2 separate regions of the Homo sapiens genome follow, and region 2 is linked to region 1. Evidence: chromatin contacts called from ENCODE Hi-C data. All regions are on one chromosome and are shown on one strand. Each heading gives the region's core, a stretch centred on a gene start or an enhancer-like site at or near the end of the contact. The rest is flanking DNA. Distances are from core to core; before and after follow the strand shown.

Region 1 (7,201 bases), core at 3,951-6,450:
ACCACCACATATGTGCTCGTATTCTCTTTATCTTTGCAGTTAACATAAATATGCAAACTTCCATGGCAAAAACCATTAGACACTTTCCATTTAAATAGTAGTTTCACTATTCCAGCATATTTTCCCAGCTAGAACAGTGTGCGATCTGCTTTTAAGTCCTGATCATCCACTTCTATGGACTCTAGAGTGATGTTTTTGTTGGACCTATTTTTATATAATAATTAAAACCAGACTGTCCTTAATTTATTCATTTCCTTTTACTGAATTACAAATTAGGTCAAATAAAGGACTAGGCCTCTGGAGGGTTAAAAATAATACAAATCCTAGTTTTTGAGGACTCAGGGTCTATTAGAAAAAATAAGATATGTGCATAGATGAGCATAATCTAAGGCAGAAAGTGATTGTTATCATAAAAGGGTTTCAAATAAGTTCCCTTGAAGAGTCAAAGAGAAGGCTGAGGGAATGCTTTGCAGAAAAAAATGGCAACTGCAGTATATGATGAATGGTATTCCTAGTTAAGGAAACAGGGAGAAAATGTACAGAAACTAGAGTGAGAATGGTTTGATGGAAATGGGGTATGAAAATCGGTGGTGGGAAATGAGGCTGACTGGCACGATTGAGGACACATATGGAAGAGTCTTGGTGGTAAGTCAAGAAATGGAGATTTGCTAGGCAAAAGGAAGGCTAGAGTAGTTTTGAGTAGGAGGTCACCGTAATCATAACTATACTTAAGTAAAGAATAATCTGTTAGTGACTTTGAGGGTGAGCAGTGTCTAGAGCACATGGTGTCGGGGAGATGGCATCCCTGACAAATGAACTATAGTGCTCATTTCCTTTTTTTTTGCCCCAGTGGTCCCCATGGCAGCAATGCCAACTTGCAGACCCATCTTCCACATTGCTGATTTTTTAAGCACAGACATGATCCTGTGTCTGTCCCACTCGAAAACATTCAATGGCTCCCTGTTTCCTATTGGATAAAATCATATCTCAGAAGCAAACATCCTAACATCTGCTATAATCAGATGTTCTGCTCTTGCTCCTGAAGAAGCTATATTGCTCAGTGATACAGTGCCCATGGTTCAGCTGAAAGCCCTGAGGGTGATGAAGAGTGAGCTAGGGTAGTGATAATGGAGATGGGGAGGAGGGATGTCTTAGTCTGTTTTGTGTTCTTGTAAAGGAATATCTGATGCTGGGTAGTTTATAACAAAAAGAGGTTTATTTGGCTCACAGTTCTGCAGACTACAAGAAGCATGGCACCAGCATCTGCATCTGATGAGGGCCACAGGCTGTTTCCACTCATGGTGGAAGAAGGGGAACTAGTATGTACAGACATCACAAAGCAAGAGAAGAGGTGAGACAGAGAGAGAGAGAGAGCAAGAGAGAAAGAGACAGGGGAGGTTCTACGTTTTGTTTTGTTTTTTTTTTTTTTTTTCCCAACCAGCTCTTGTAGGAATGAATAGAGCAAGCACTTACTCATGACTCTTACCAGGAAGGGCATTAATCTATTAATGAGGGATCCACTCCCATGATCCAAACACCTCCTATTAGGCCTCCTCTAACACTGGGGATCAAGTTTCAACCTGAGAATTGTAGGGGGTCAAACATCCAAACTATGGCAAGGAGATGCAAGAGATAATGCAGATGTTTAATCAATAGATGTTTGCAACTGGTTATCAACAGTAAAGAAGTGGGAATGATCAGAGGCTGCTGTGATATTACCTACCTGGATGGCTGGAAGGTTCTTATACAATTCCCAGGCAGGTTTGTGCCTGCCTCTTCCTGGAGCGCTGATTGCCAGGGTGTCACAATGGATGCCTTGAGCAGTTGCAGAAGAGTACTTGATGTTTATTTCATGTGTATGACTTCCTTTCGGTTTTCCTCCCCAATTTTTCCCTCAGTCCCCAGGCATGATCCTGAAATGATTCTTAGGTGTGCTGACTGCCGTCTCTTTCTTACTAAAACACTCAACATTCTTTCAGTCCTCCATGACAATGTTTACAAAATTTAAAACATTCTTTGAGCATTGACTATTTGCCAAACATTGTTCTGGGTGCTAAAAACAGAGCAGTGAGTAAGTATGATATGTTTCTGCTTTCTTGGAGCATGCATTCTGGTGAGGAATAATATTCCTCCTCAATGTTCCTTCCTCTCTCTCCATACCTCTTCAGCATTTGTTTAATTCTCCTTCGTTTCTTGTTTTGCCTCAGTGGTTTCCTTGGCACCAGTGCCAACTTGCAGACCCATCTTCTACATTGCTGTTTCCTAAATATAGAGATGGTCATGTGCCTGTCCCACTGAAAAACCTTCAATGGCTCCCTATGTCCTATTGGATAAAATTATACCTCAGAAAAGATATTCTAACATTTGTTATAATCAGATGGCCTGCTCTTGCTTCTGGAGAAGCTATATTGCTCAGGGATCAAGGGGGAAACAATAGGTTCAAATTTTTAAACAAAGAAGATTTAATTCATAGAATTCCAGAACTTTGAAAGGTCAGTAGTTCAGTATGTTTCCCATTCATTACCGCTTGTTTATATTCACACACACAAAAGCTTTGCCACTGTGGAGATGCCAGTGGAGTTGTGGAGCTGGGGGTGGAGGAAGGTTTTAAAGTTTCCTCTGGATGGGAAATAATGAAACTTTCCAACTTTACTTATGCATGAATGAAGGTGGTTTAATGGGCCAAGTGCCGGCTTTGGAGTTACAAAGGCTTGGGTTTAAATCCAGCTGTAGGACTTCTGCAAGTCCCTGACTCGCTGTGAACTTTAGCTCCTCAATTGTCATATGAGGGTGACTCGGCCTATTTTACAGTATTAGGAGGCAGACAGCTCAGATGCCGGCCTTGCTGAGGTCAGGCAGGGCTAGGTTGCCGTAGTTGAATGGCAGAATTATCACCCACATCTGGATGGAAGAACATGTAGAGGTTTTCCAAAAAGAGGGGATTGAGAGAGTAGGCCAGCAATGCCAAACAGTGGGCATTCGTTCTGGGGTGAAAGAGAGAAGATGAAGCCATGGCTGAGAATACAGGAGGTAGTTCGCTAACAGAATTGATGCTCCCAGCCTCCCACGGGGAGTGGGAGAGCTTGAGTAACGCCCAACATCACAGGCAATCTCTTCACAGCTACAATCCCTTAATTCATTTCCTCCCCTAGAGCATATATTTGGATCCCTACTATGTGCTAGGTGCCTGGATGTAAGACGCCTGGCCTCACAGTGGATGGACATCTAGGGGTGTGAGTGGCTGAGCAGAGTGCCCAATAAAAGGGTGGGAGGAGACAGGCCAGAGAGGTATGACCAGGTCATAGAGGTCCCCATGGACTTAGAAAGGACTTTGTTTTTTATTCCAAGTGGAATAGGAATTCTAACAGCAGGGTATGAATGAAGGACACAAGAGTGAAAACTCGGATCATCCAACCTTTGACTTATCCAAGCTATGACATAGATGTTAAATAAACAAAAACACCCAAAATAGATAAATGAAGAAGGGATAGCATGTGCCTGTGCATGCACACTTCCTGGGCCTGTCATGTATCGAAGAGGGTAAGACTTTCTGCCTAAGGAACTGGATATGGTTATATGTGAGCAGAGCATGAAGGCCTGCACTGACCACGCTTCCCAGGCTTCCACGTCTATGGAGATGCATAGGTCTAGAGTAGGCTGAATACTCGAGGGTAAGCTTCCAAGGGCACAGGTGTGATTACAGTCATCAAGACACCACCGCCCCAATGAGTAGCTATCATGTATTGATACCTGATGGAGATTTGTGAGATGAATGATGCCACCAGAACGCAAACTCTGACAACCAAGCCAAAAGCGATGGATCTGTTTAACAAAATGGTTAAATTAACCAGTGACAGCAGGGCTGTCTTATATAGTCTGGCAGGAAGTTCTCTGCACAACTCCAAGGGAAGCTGTGCATATAAACAACCCACACAGCACATCACAGGCCTGAGAGTTGGAGGAGTGCACTAAGTTCCGGTGGGTGTGGGCTGTGTCTGGACCTGTGAGCTTTTCATGGGGGACTGCCAAGGTCAAGTGGCATGGCTGCTGCCCTCTTTTCCATATGTGTGAGGCTTGGGACAGCATGCCTGTGTTTTATTCATGCCCTGTCACAGACATGGCATCCTAGTGGATGAAATGCTGGGACCCCGGTTCTAAAACTTTTTGACTATAAGATTGTTAATTATCCTATGGATAATAGAACCAAGGTGTTCTCCCTTCTCCATCCTCTTAGCCAACTCCTTTCACCCATTCAGACACAATTAAGACCCCATGTCTTTTGAAAGGCCTTTGGACACATATCCCTTCTCAAAGCACTGAGACATGCTGGTTACCTCTGCCGTAGCTCCTACTGTCTCAGTCATTTCTGCTCCCTGAGGCCAGGGGCTGTACTTATTTATTTATATTCCCAAGGCCTGCACCTAATAGATGCTCACCTAATAGACGTGCTGGATTACCTCTGTCATAGCTCCTACTGTCTGTCATTTCTGCTCCCTGAGGCCAGGGGCTGTATTTATTTATTTATTTATTTATTTATTTATATTCCCAGAGACTGCACCTAATAGACGCTCAGTCAACTTTTATCAAAGGAGAGAAAAGTTTTGTATCTTAGGTTCTAATTATGAGTTGAATATATATGCATTCAAGAACTCCCATTTACTGCATACTGACCAGAGTTATGAAAAACAACCCAATATAAATTCTCTTGTTCAAACATTTCTTTCCTTATAATAGCAGATGCCATCCTAGTGGGGACAGGGCAGCAGGCATATTTGAAACGCTCATATGTATAAGAGGAAAATGCAGAGAAATTTTCAAGGGTTCTCCAAGGACTGGTGAGGCATGACCAGCCCAGCAGTTTTTTGTGGCAGAATCTCTGATGAAATCAGAACTTCAAGGTCTTGAACTAATGTTCCATAAATTAGGTGATGCTGAAACCAGAGAACTTTGAAGGGGGGTATTTTTCTTGGGGCAATATCGGGAAACCATGTGTGCCTATGACTAATTCCCCTCCTGTGAACTGTTGGTATTATCTTTGAGGGTTTTCAAGATAAATAAATTGAAGCTGTTGTCAAGTTTTACTAGACAAAAGCAAACAATCCCAGGGTCTTTCATGTGTCTGTACTGCCACAGCGTCACCCCCTACTGCCTTCTTGCTTTGTGGTTTGTTGGGAGAGGAGAGAAGCATGCAGGGCAGGGGCATGCACCCCGCAGAGGAGAGGATACCACAGCCACAACCACGGTCACCCACAAGGTCACGCCAGGATTCCCGCAGTCATGTGCAGTTCCATCAGTGCAGCAAAGTGCCTACTTTGTGCCCAGCCCTGCACCAGGGACCGAGGACACAAATACAAACAGGCACTGTGCTTGCATTTGCCCTTGAGAAGTTACTTGTCTTAAAAATATTGAGAACAAAGTTTACTGATTGCACTGTTGCCACATCAAAAAATTACTCACCAACAGAAGGCCTGATCTACCAGGGATTAGAATTGTAAACCAAAAATAAAATTCCAAGCCCTCCAACTGACTGAATGAACCTTCCTCTTGGCCAATGGGACCCAACTAAACCTGAAAAATTAGTTCAGACCATAATGAGAAGGGGAGGATTGGACCTGCTTCATTATACTCACCTCTCTTTGGAATTCAGGCACAACTGGCCAGGATTAATATTAAAATACAGATCCCAAGACTGACAGACAGACTCTTTGTAGCAATAAGATACCAAATTCCAACCTGACCTTAGTATAGCATCACATCCCAGATGGCAGAGCTCTGAAAGAAACCAAAGTATTTTACCCCAAAATATACTCGTTTGACGTATTTTGAAATGGTCCCATAAAACTGTCTCTTGTGGGGAATACTTACCTTCTGTAGAGAGCCCTCTTCCCTTTCCAGGTCTTTTTCTGATGCTGAAGAGATGGGCTGAGAGTCTAGCACCTTTTAAAGGTCTGAATAGGAAATATTTGCCATCTTTTGCCTCTGGCCACCTATGAGGCTTCATTTACATAATAAGAACCTTGTTCTCTACAACCCCTTATCTTAACCCAAACACTCCTTTCTATTGATCCCAGGTTTTTTGATAATAACTAACTCAACCAATTGCCAATCAGAAAAGCTTTGAATCCACCTGTGACCTGTAGGCCTCCCCCTTCCCACACTTCAAGTTGTCCTGCATTTCTGAACCAAACAAATGTATGCCTTATATGCATTGATTGATGTCCTATGTCTCTCTAAAACATAAAACCAACCTATAATTCAACTGCCTTGGGCACATGTCCAGGACCTCCCAAGGCTGTGTCACAGGTTATGATCCATAAGCTTGGGAAAATAAACTTCTAAATTGATTGAGATCTGTCTCAGATAATTTTTTGTTTACAGAGGTGACAGCAATGGCCAAGTTTCTTTCCTCTTTGGGCTCCAATTTCCTCAGCTACAAGAAGGGACCTCTTAGTCCTTTTAAGCTGGACTCTTGAAATCTTTCCAGTTTAGCTAATTAGACTTTCAAAGAAGCTAGAGATTGTTGAATAGAAAGAATTCAGCTGGTATAGAGAACTGGGAGCCTGTGCTGCTGTCTTCAGGTAATTATGTCATTACATAAGGAAATGAAAACAATTTAAGGATGCTTTTTATCTTTTAGTATTGGCATGGCTTTGACTCTAACACTGAGGCAATAATTTGTGGTCAGTGCCAGATGCAACGTCTCCTTCATGGGCTGCGTCACAAAATCAAAACAGCTGCTTGGAACTAAAACTGATTTTCACAGAATGCCAGATGTGCTAGATGTCCTCTCCTGAGCTACCTGATTCAGTCCTCCTGGGAATACACAGGCATTTCAAATACTAGAGTGAGTGATCTGGGGACGTGACCACCCACCTGCCCCTTCAAATATTTCTGCAGTGTTCATATAGTATGTTTCTGATATTTTTCCTTTATCTTTACATCTTTGAAAACATGGTCCTATGTAGAGTATTCTCAATGACAGTTATAGACTCTGCTGAGAGCAAACAAATACCCCAATTAAAAGTGACCACTTGATTGTCAACTCAGAGCAGCTGTTTCTTTCCCACCTTTACCCAGCATTCCTGGGAACCCTTTAAATTGGATGTGGGTTGGAGACAAGCTGCTCGGGTGTTCAGGGGTTAAACTCCTATACTTGCATGTTGTATTTGATTTAGGAATCATCATCCATGACCCATAATAC
Region 2 (7,285 bases), core at 4,661-7,160, 180 kb before region 1:
TCTTTCATCCAACTCATCCCTAGGTCCTGTCCATCTCCCTCCCAAGTCTACCCCTATTTATCCACCTCTCTCAGGCACTGCTACCCCTTCATAGTCAGAACCACTACCACCTCTTGCTTAGCTGCAATCATCCCCCAGTGAATTTTCTTGCTTCCATTTATAGCTCTCCTGGTTTTGTCTGCTTGCACAGCAGACAGTGGTATCTTCAAAAATGCACTTCTGATCAGGTCACCATGCCACTTTTATTAAGGTAACTTAGTGGCTTCTGGGTAAATAACTTTCAAACCCCTTCCTGTAGTCTGCAAGGTCTTGCCTTACTGACTGCTTTGGGTCATTCCACCACCCCAGCCTCCTCCCACCACTGAATGCCCCTCATCCTCGCTCATTCTTCACTCTGACAGTCCTTCCCCACCTTAGGATAGTCACACATGTTATTTTCTCTGCCATGCATGGTCTTCTCATGCTCTCATGTGGATCTCAGACCTCAGAACATGTTACCACTCAGAAAGTCCTGCCTGACACCACCCTTCTGTCCTACCAGTCTATTTTGCAGTGTCCATTTCTTGACAGCACTTATCACATTGTACACTAGTGTTTTTTAAACAATTTATTCTCAATTCCTAGTACAATGCTTGATGCCCAATAGTTGCTCAATAAGTATTTCTGGAATGTGTGAATTGATCATATACCTTGCTGTGTCAGGCAGGGTTCTTTAGAGAGACAGAGCTAATAGGATATATATATATACCCATATATATATATACCCATATATATACACCCATATATATATACACCCATATATATATACACCCATATATATACACCCATATATACACCCATATATATATGCCCATATATATATACCCATATATATATTCCCATATATATATACCCATATATATATTCCCATATATATACCCATATATATATTCCCATATATATACCCATATGTATATTCCCATATATATATACCCATATGTATATTCCCATATATATACCCATACGTATATTCCCATATATATACCCATACGTATATTCCCATATATATATACCCATACGTATATTCCCATATATATATACCCATACGTATATTCCCATATATATATACCCATATGTATATTCCCATATATATATACCCATATGTATATTCCCATATATATACCCATATGTATATTCCCATATATATACCCATATGTATATTCCCATATATATATATACCCATATGTATATTCCCATATATATATACCCATATATATATTCCCATATATATATACCCATATATATATTCCCATATATATATACCCATATATATATTCCCATATATATATTCCCATATATATATTCCCATATATATATATTCCCATATATATATTCCCATATATATATATTCCCATATATATATTCCCATATATATATATTCCCATATATATATTCCCATATATATATATTCCCATATATATATATTCCCATATATATATTCCATATATATATTCCTATATATATATATTCCCATATATATCTATATATATTCCCATATATATCTATATATATATATTCCCATATATATCTATATATTCCCATATATATCTATATATATATTCCCATATATATCTATATATATATATTCCCATATATATACACGGGAGTTAATTATTAACTTACATGATCACAAGGTCCTGCAATAGGCTGTTTGCAAGCTGAGGAGCAAGGAAAGCCAGGCCGAGTCCCAAAATTGAAGAACTTGAGGGCAGGAAGCATCCAGAATGGGGGAGAAAGACGTAGGCTGGGAGGCTAGTCCAGTCTCTCGTTTTCACGTTTTTCTGCCTGTCTTATATTCGATGGCAGCTGATTAGATTGAGCCCACCAGATTAAGGGTGGATCTGCCTTCCCAAGCACACTGACTCACATGTTAATCTCTTTTGGCAACACCCTCACAGACACACCCAGGATCAATATTTTGTATCTGTCAATCCAGTCAAGTTGACACTCGGTATTAACCATCACACTTTCTAAAGGCAGATTTTGGTGGTCATGATTTATGGCATGCAACCTACGTGACAAGGTCTGAGCTAAGAGAAGTAGAGGTAGCTGGAAGGAATAGATTTGAAAGATATTCCATTGGCAGAATTGACATGGTGCCAATAGATGTGAATGATGAAGAGAAGGGAGTTGAAGATGGTGCTGTTTTCTGCTTGAACCACCAAATGATGGGCCTTTCTATAAGTTGAGCTCTTGAATGAGGGATGAGTGTTATTGGAGTGGAGAGAATTGACCTGCATGTTCCACAACTCCCCCATACACGCCATTCCCCTCACCCAGGCAGGCTGCCCGTCCAGCTCTCACTCTCCCTCCAACAATTCAGCAATGCCCACCTCTAAAGCTCAGGCTATTCTCCAATTCAGATCGTCCCTGCACATTTTGACTGATTGACAGCTGCTTCATCTCTCAAGATTTATTTGATGTTCTCTTTTCTGCAGGAATTTCCCTTAAGCCCAGCCCTCTGACCAAGTGTTGCCCCAGGACTCTCATGTCATTTAGAAACAGGGACCATGGAGACATGTAGGTACATTCTATATACCATGCATGGTGTATAGAATTTCAAGACTTGGCCAGGTGTGGTGGTGCATGCCTGTAATCCCAGCTACTTGGAAGGCTGAGGTGGGAGAATTGCTCAAACCTGGGAGCGGAGGTTGCAGTGAACCAAGATGTCACCACTGCACGCCAGTCTGGGTGACTGAGTGAGAATGTCTTAAAAAAAAAAAAAAGAATTTCAAGACTTGATCAATCATTTGTATATTTGTGTGTTGTAATAGAGACAAACTGTTTTGAGAAAACTCTTGGATTTTCCTTTTGGATAGACATTTGACCCCATTTTGCACAAAACACATGATCCTCTATTCTCCTAAATGTCTTGGATAGAGTTATGAGTTTTCACAAATGAATGGAAACCCTACTATTTGCTTGTTTGGGCTTCTCCTTCAATCCATGACATAAAGCAATGGCATTTGAGGCAGTGAATTGAACCTTAATCCTTGACTGCTTTATCAAAAGCCTGGATAATGGAAGTGATATTTATGAGGACTTGTTTGAAGGGCATGCTGTTTATCCCTTCCTCTAGTTGTGCTAATTTTTATTCCTGCATCAAGCTGTGCACTTGGACCATATGTTCTTAGTCCCCAGCAGAATTTTCATGCATTTTAATGTTATTTCCTTGGCTTACATCCAGAGATATTATACATAATGGCTTTATGAAAACTATTACTGTGTGGGATGTCTTTGAGGTAGTGTGCGTTAGGTCCTTGCTCCAGCTTCCTTCTAGATGAAGCCTAGAGCAAGGGCCAGGAAAGACTTTGCTTCCTCTGAGGAGCTGGGACACTTTTTACTTTGTGGTAACAAGACTGACTGTATCTTGGTTTTTGGATTGATCATAGGAAGCGCAGAGCCAAATGTACAGGTGAGTTGTAGCAACCATGAAAGCCTCTATGGTTTGCACAAAGGGAATGAGTAGAGTTAACAGAGTGGAAGCACCTGTGGACATTGCTAGCCCCACAGAAAGGGAGTGGGGAGAATAGCAGAGACATCAATCATTTAATAGGCTGAGAGTTCTTGCTGCTGGCATTCTCCAATCCCCCAACCTGGACAGCTTTCTATTTTGATTCTCACCTGCTTTATGACTGTGGCAAGTAATCAACCTTTTCCTGACTTTGGCTTCTTGTAAAGTGAGGGCTTACATGAGAGGCTGTCCAATTGGAGGTTAATTAGAGGCCATCTCAGAGCGTGTCTTGATGATGCCTTCCTTCCCAGGTCCTTGGCCCCTACCCTTCCTTATTCTCACTCCCACCTCTGCCTATTCTGAGATAACACCAGGTGCTTCTCCACACAGGTGAGTCCTGTCTACTGCAGGCGTTCTGAAACTTAGCTACACAGTAGAATGATCTGGGGAGATTTAAAACAGTCCAATGTCCCAGCTGGCATCCTTTACAGAATAAATTAGTCTCTGAAGTGGGACCCTGGCACCTTTATTTTTTACGGTTCCCCGGATGAGGCCATTGTGAAGCTGCATTGGAGAACCTGTACTTTTGCAACTTTACTGTCCCTTTGAATTGCCTGGGGATCTTTTAAGTGCAGATTCTGACTCAGTGGGTTTGAAGAGAGGCCTGAGAGTTTACATTTTTAAAAAACTTTTAGATGATGTGATGTTGTTGGTTCCTGTGTCACACTCTGAGTGGCAAGGTGAAGACACATATTTGGTGGATAATGCAAAAAAGGAAGGACACCTGACTCAGTCCCGCTGGAGCCCAGGGGAGGGGGAACCAGCATGCTGAAATGAGCACAGCCATGATCTGCATTCTGCTTCACTGAGCTATTGACAAAGTTAAGTTCAGTGTGAGGCCCGGAGTTTTGGGGGAACCATGAAGCCAAGCATATTCTGTAACCAATGAGGCTGAGAGCACCTTAGAAACACATTCACTTTTCCAACTTCAGAATCTAAATCATCATAGGTGTTTGCTAAATGAGTAAAGAGATGCGGAACAGGCACTCTCTTCTTTGAGGGCAGAAAAGGACCCACTTTATTGCTATAGTGTGACTTGAGACAAGGATTCTGTCTCAGGGTGTTTCATGAAGAAAAGATAAGGCGTGGTATTAGATTCAGGGTCAGGCTCCAGCCCAAGCTGAGGTCCAAAGGGAGTGGGTGACTGAATGGCAGATAGCTGAAAGAACACTTGGGGGTGCCGTAGGTAGGTGAAATACAGCTTTATTCAGCAGCTCTCTCATCAGCAGTTCTCTTACCCTGTCTGCTCTGTCTCGGCTACTTGCTCTGGTCACTCCCATGCACAGTTGTGCAGCTGGCTCTCCCTTTAGGGTCAGCAGCTTAACTCTCTCTCTGGACATTAGTGCTCATGACTGATACTCTATCTTACAGGAAAATGACATTTGCTATTATGTGATTCAAAGCATACTTGTTAATTATCATATTTTTAGCAGATACATAACATCCATTTTTAGAACATTCAGGAAAAAAAGTCATGTCTTTGAAGACATGTCTAGGTTACAAAACTCTGGGTAGTCATATAAGAGCTTTCTTTTCTCTTTCTTCTCCCCCTTTACTTTTGGTCAATTATAAGCCAGAATGAAAAGACGTAGTTGACTTCAGAATGGTGACTTACTCCAACCAAGAGAGAGTGTTGCTGTATAACACTGCATTTTCAGTGTGTGCAGGAAGTATGATGGTTGGGGGACTCTTTGCCATGGTTATGTGATCTCATGTCAAGGACAGGCTGTTATGAACTGTTACCCCCTAAAATTCATATTTTGAAATTGATTCCCCAATGTGATAGTATTTGGAGGTGGAGCCTTTGGGAAGTGATTAGGTCATGAGGGTGGAGCCCTCATGAATGGGATTAGTGCCCTTATAGGAAAAGGCCAGAGAGCTAGTACCTCTCTTTTCATCATGTGGGGACACAGCAAGAAGTCAGAAGCCTACAATCCGGAAAAGGACCCTTGCCTGAACCTGACCATGCTGGCACCTGATCTGGGGCTTCCAGCCTTGGAACTGTAAGAAATGAATTTTAGTGGTTCATAAGCCACTCAGTTCACAGTACTTAGTTATAGCAGTATAACTTAATAGTAGCCCGAATGAAGATGGAGATTGTGTTTGAAAGCAGGTGGATGTAGCCAACTGTATAGTTCCAATAAAAGGAGTGGTAGTTTGATAATAGAGGGGGGAAAATGAAGACTGATTTCATGCATTGAGGTTTGATTTACATTTTTGCTATCAGAGTTTATTTCCTGCTTTAAATGGAATCATTCATGGTGAAGAATAAATCAAATTCTGCTTGAATTTTCACAGTCAGGATTGGGTGTTTTCTCTTTTTAAGACTTAAAAAGGAGCCAGGCTCACTGTTACTTCCTGTGCTGTCACCTGAAGCAAAGCAGAGTCTGAAATTCACCCTTAAAGAGACAGAGCAGGGGAACAGAAGATCTTGCTTGCAATCATAGACTCACTTTTTCCCTTTTCTCTTTCTTAAAAAAAAACCCCGCATTTCTCATTTTCCTTCTTTCTAATTTCCCCCTTTCTCTTAGGTGGAGTAAAACATGAGCTTCCAGAACTAGGTAGTGCAGTGAGCAAAGTGGCTGTATTTCTTTCTACAAATGTGCACTTCCTGTTCATGTTTTGCAGGTCACAGGAACGCCTGTGTGGCTTCAATCTGCCTATGTCCCTTCACTGTGGGGTAAACTCACATCAGGCTTGGAGGTTGGCTGATGGCATGCTGCTGACCTTTATTAAAACTTTTGTGTGTCATATTTTTTGGACCTCTTTCCCTCCAAGAGCTTCTACTGCAATCCAGAATGGAACCCTTGAGGATGAACGCTGGTGTCTTGGCACTTGTGCGACTATGTTCTACTCCCATCAGGGGTCCTGTCCCTCGGGACTTTGATACAATTTCTTACTCACTTCAAAGGAGGGTATTCTGGATAGTGCCTTATAAAGCATGTAATACGTGAATAAATTCTCGTTGGGAAGGGAGCCCTGTTTAGGGACTTCATCTGGAATGTGCTAAAAAGCAAAACAAAGTAATTTAAAAAAAGTCAGTCAAGCCTTCCTATTTAGAAGAGTAGACCACAAAGTTAGGGCTAGAATCTGGAATAGGGTTGGAGTTGAGAGTGGAAACTGATCTGCGTAATTAAGTAACAGGAATTTGTAGGGATTTGGAGTCTTCCTGATGCATTGCATAGGGAAGGTGGAAATTACGTGTGTGTGTGTGTGTGTGTGTGTGTGTACACGTATAGATAATGAAGAGGAGTGCAAAGGAAATAGTTAAAGAAGAGAAAAAAAGTCTTGGTAATGAAAGGAAGTCCATCAATTTAAAACTAGAAACTGTGCAATTCTTGGCAAGGATGGCGGAAGAAAGGGTTAATGAAGAAAATAGGTGAATGAATTGTGTGTGTACCATGCACATGGTGCCATGGTTCACTATCAATATTCAGTAAGTGTCTGGTTTCCAGGAAAGCCTGGTATCAGGGTTGCTCTGAGGAATAAAAGAGAGAGTTTGAGTTGCACACCAAAGGGGTTGAGGTGATGGAAGAAAGCCAGCAGCCTTAGGAAGTGAGAAAACTAGCAACTCCTGGGAGTCATAGGAAGCAGGAATGTGGAGCCAGGGTGGGGAGGAGAAAGTAAGCCCTTGGAAATCTGGAAGAGACTGGGTTTTCCAGTATATGTGGAATGGGGACTTAGGTCATTTAAAGTGGATTTACTAGGAAAGGTTGAGCTCAGAATGCTGGA

Evidence for each region. A loop is a pair of places that touch in the nucleus more often than their neighbours do. Pooled maps may share reads with other maps.
Region 2: a map of naive thymus-derived CD4-positive, alpha-beta T cell shows a loop between it and region 1 (1.8-fold over the local background). The contact joins two enhancer-like sites. A Hi-C loop is called at or near these places in 2 of 168 maps with a recorded cell type or tissue (both naive thymus-derived CD4-positive, alpha-beta T cell), 1 of 37 single-sample maps with no recorded cell type and 8 of 50 pooled maps.

Annotation. Positions count from the first base shown.
Region 1 is chr2:12,298,396-12,305,596 of GRCh38, forward strand. All of the region lies in intron 3 of MIR3681HG (MIR3681 host gene), which reads left to right. Among named protein-coding and RNA genes, the nearest start is that of MIR3681, 100 kb to the left of the region's middle. Within about 2 kb of position 5,201, at least 3 of the 41 ENCODE cell types and tissues checked have a DNase peak (open chromatin) inside an H3K27ac peak, as active enhancers do.
Region 2 is chr2:12,121,786-12,129,070 of GRCh38, forward strand. The region is part of intron 2 of MIR3681HG (MIR3681 host gene); the gene reads left to right. Among named protein-coding and RNA genes, the nearest start is that of MIR3681, 74 kb to the right of the region's middle. Within about 2 kb of position 5,911, at least 5 of the 41 ENCODE cell types and tissues checked have a DNase peak (open chromatin) inside an H3K27ac peak, as active enhancers do.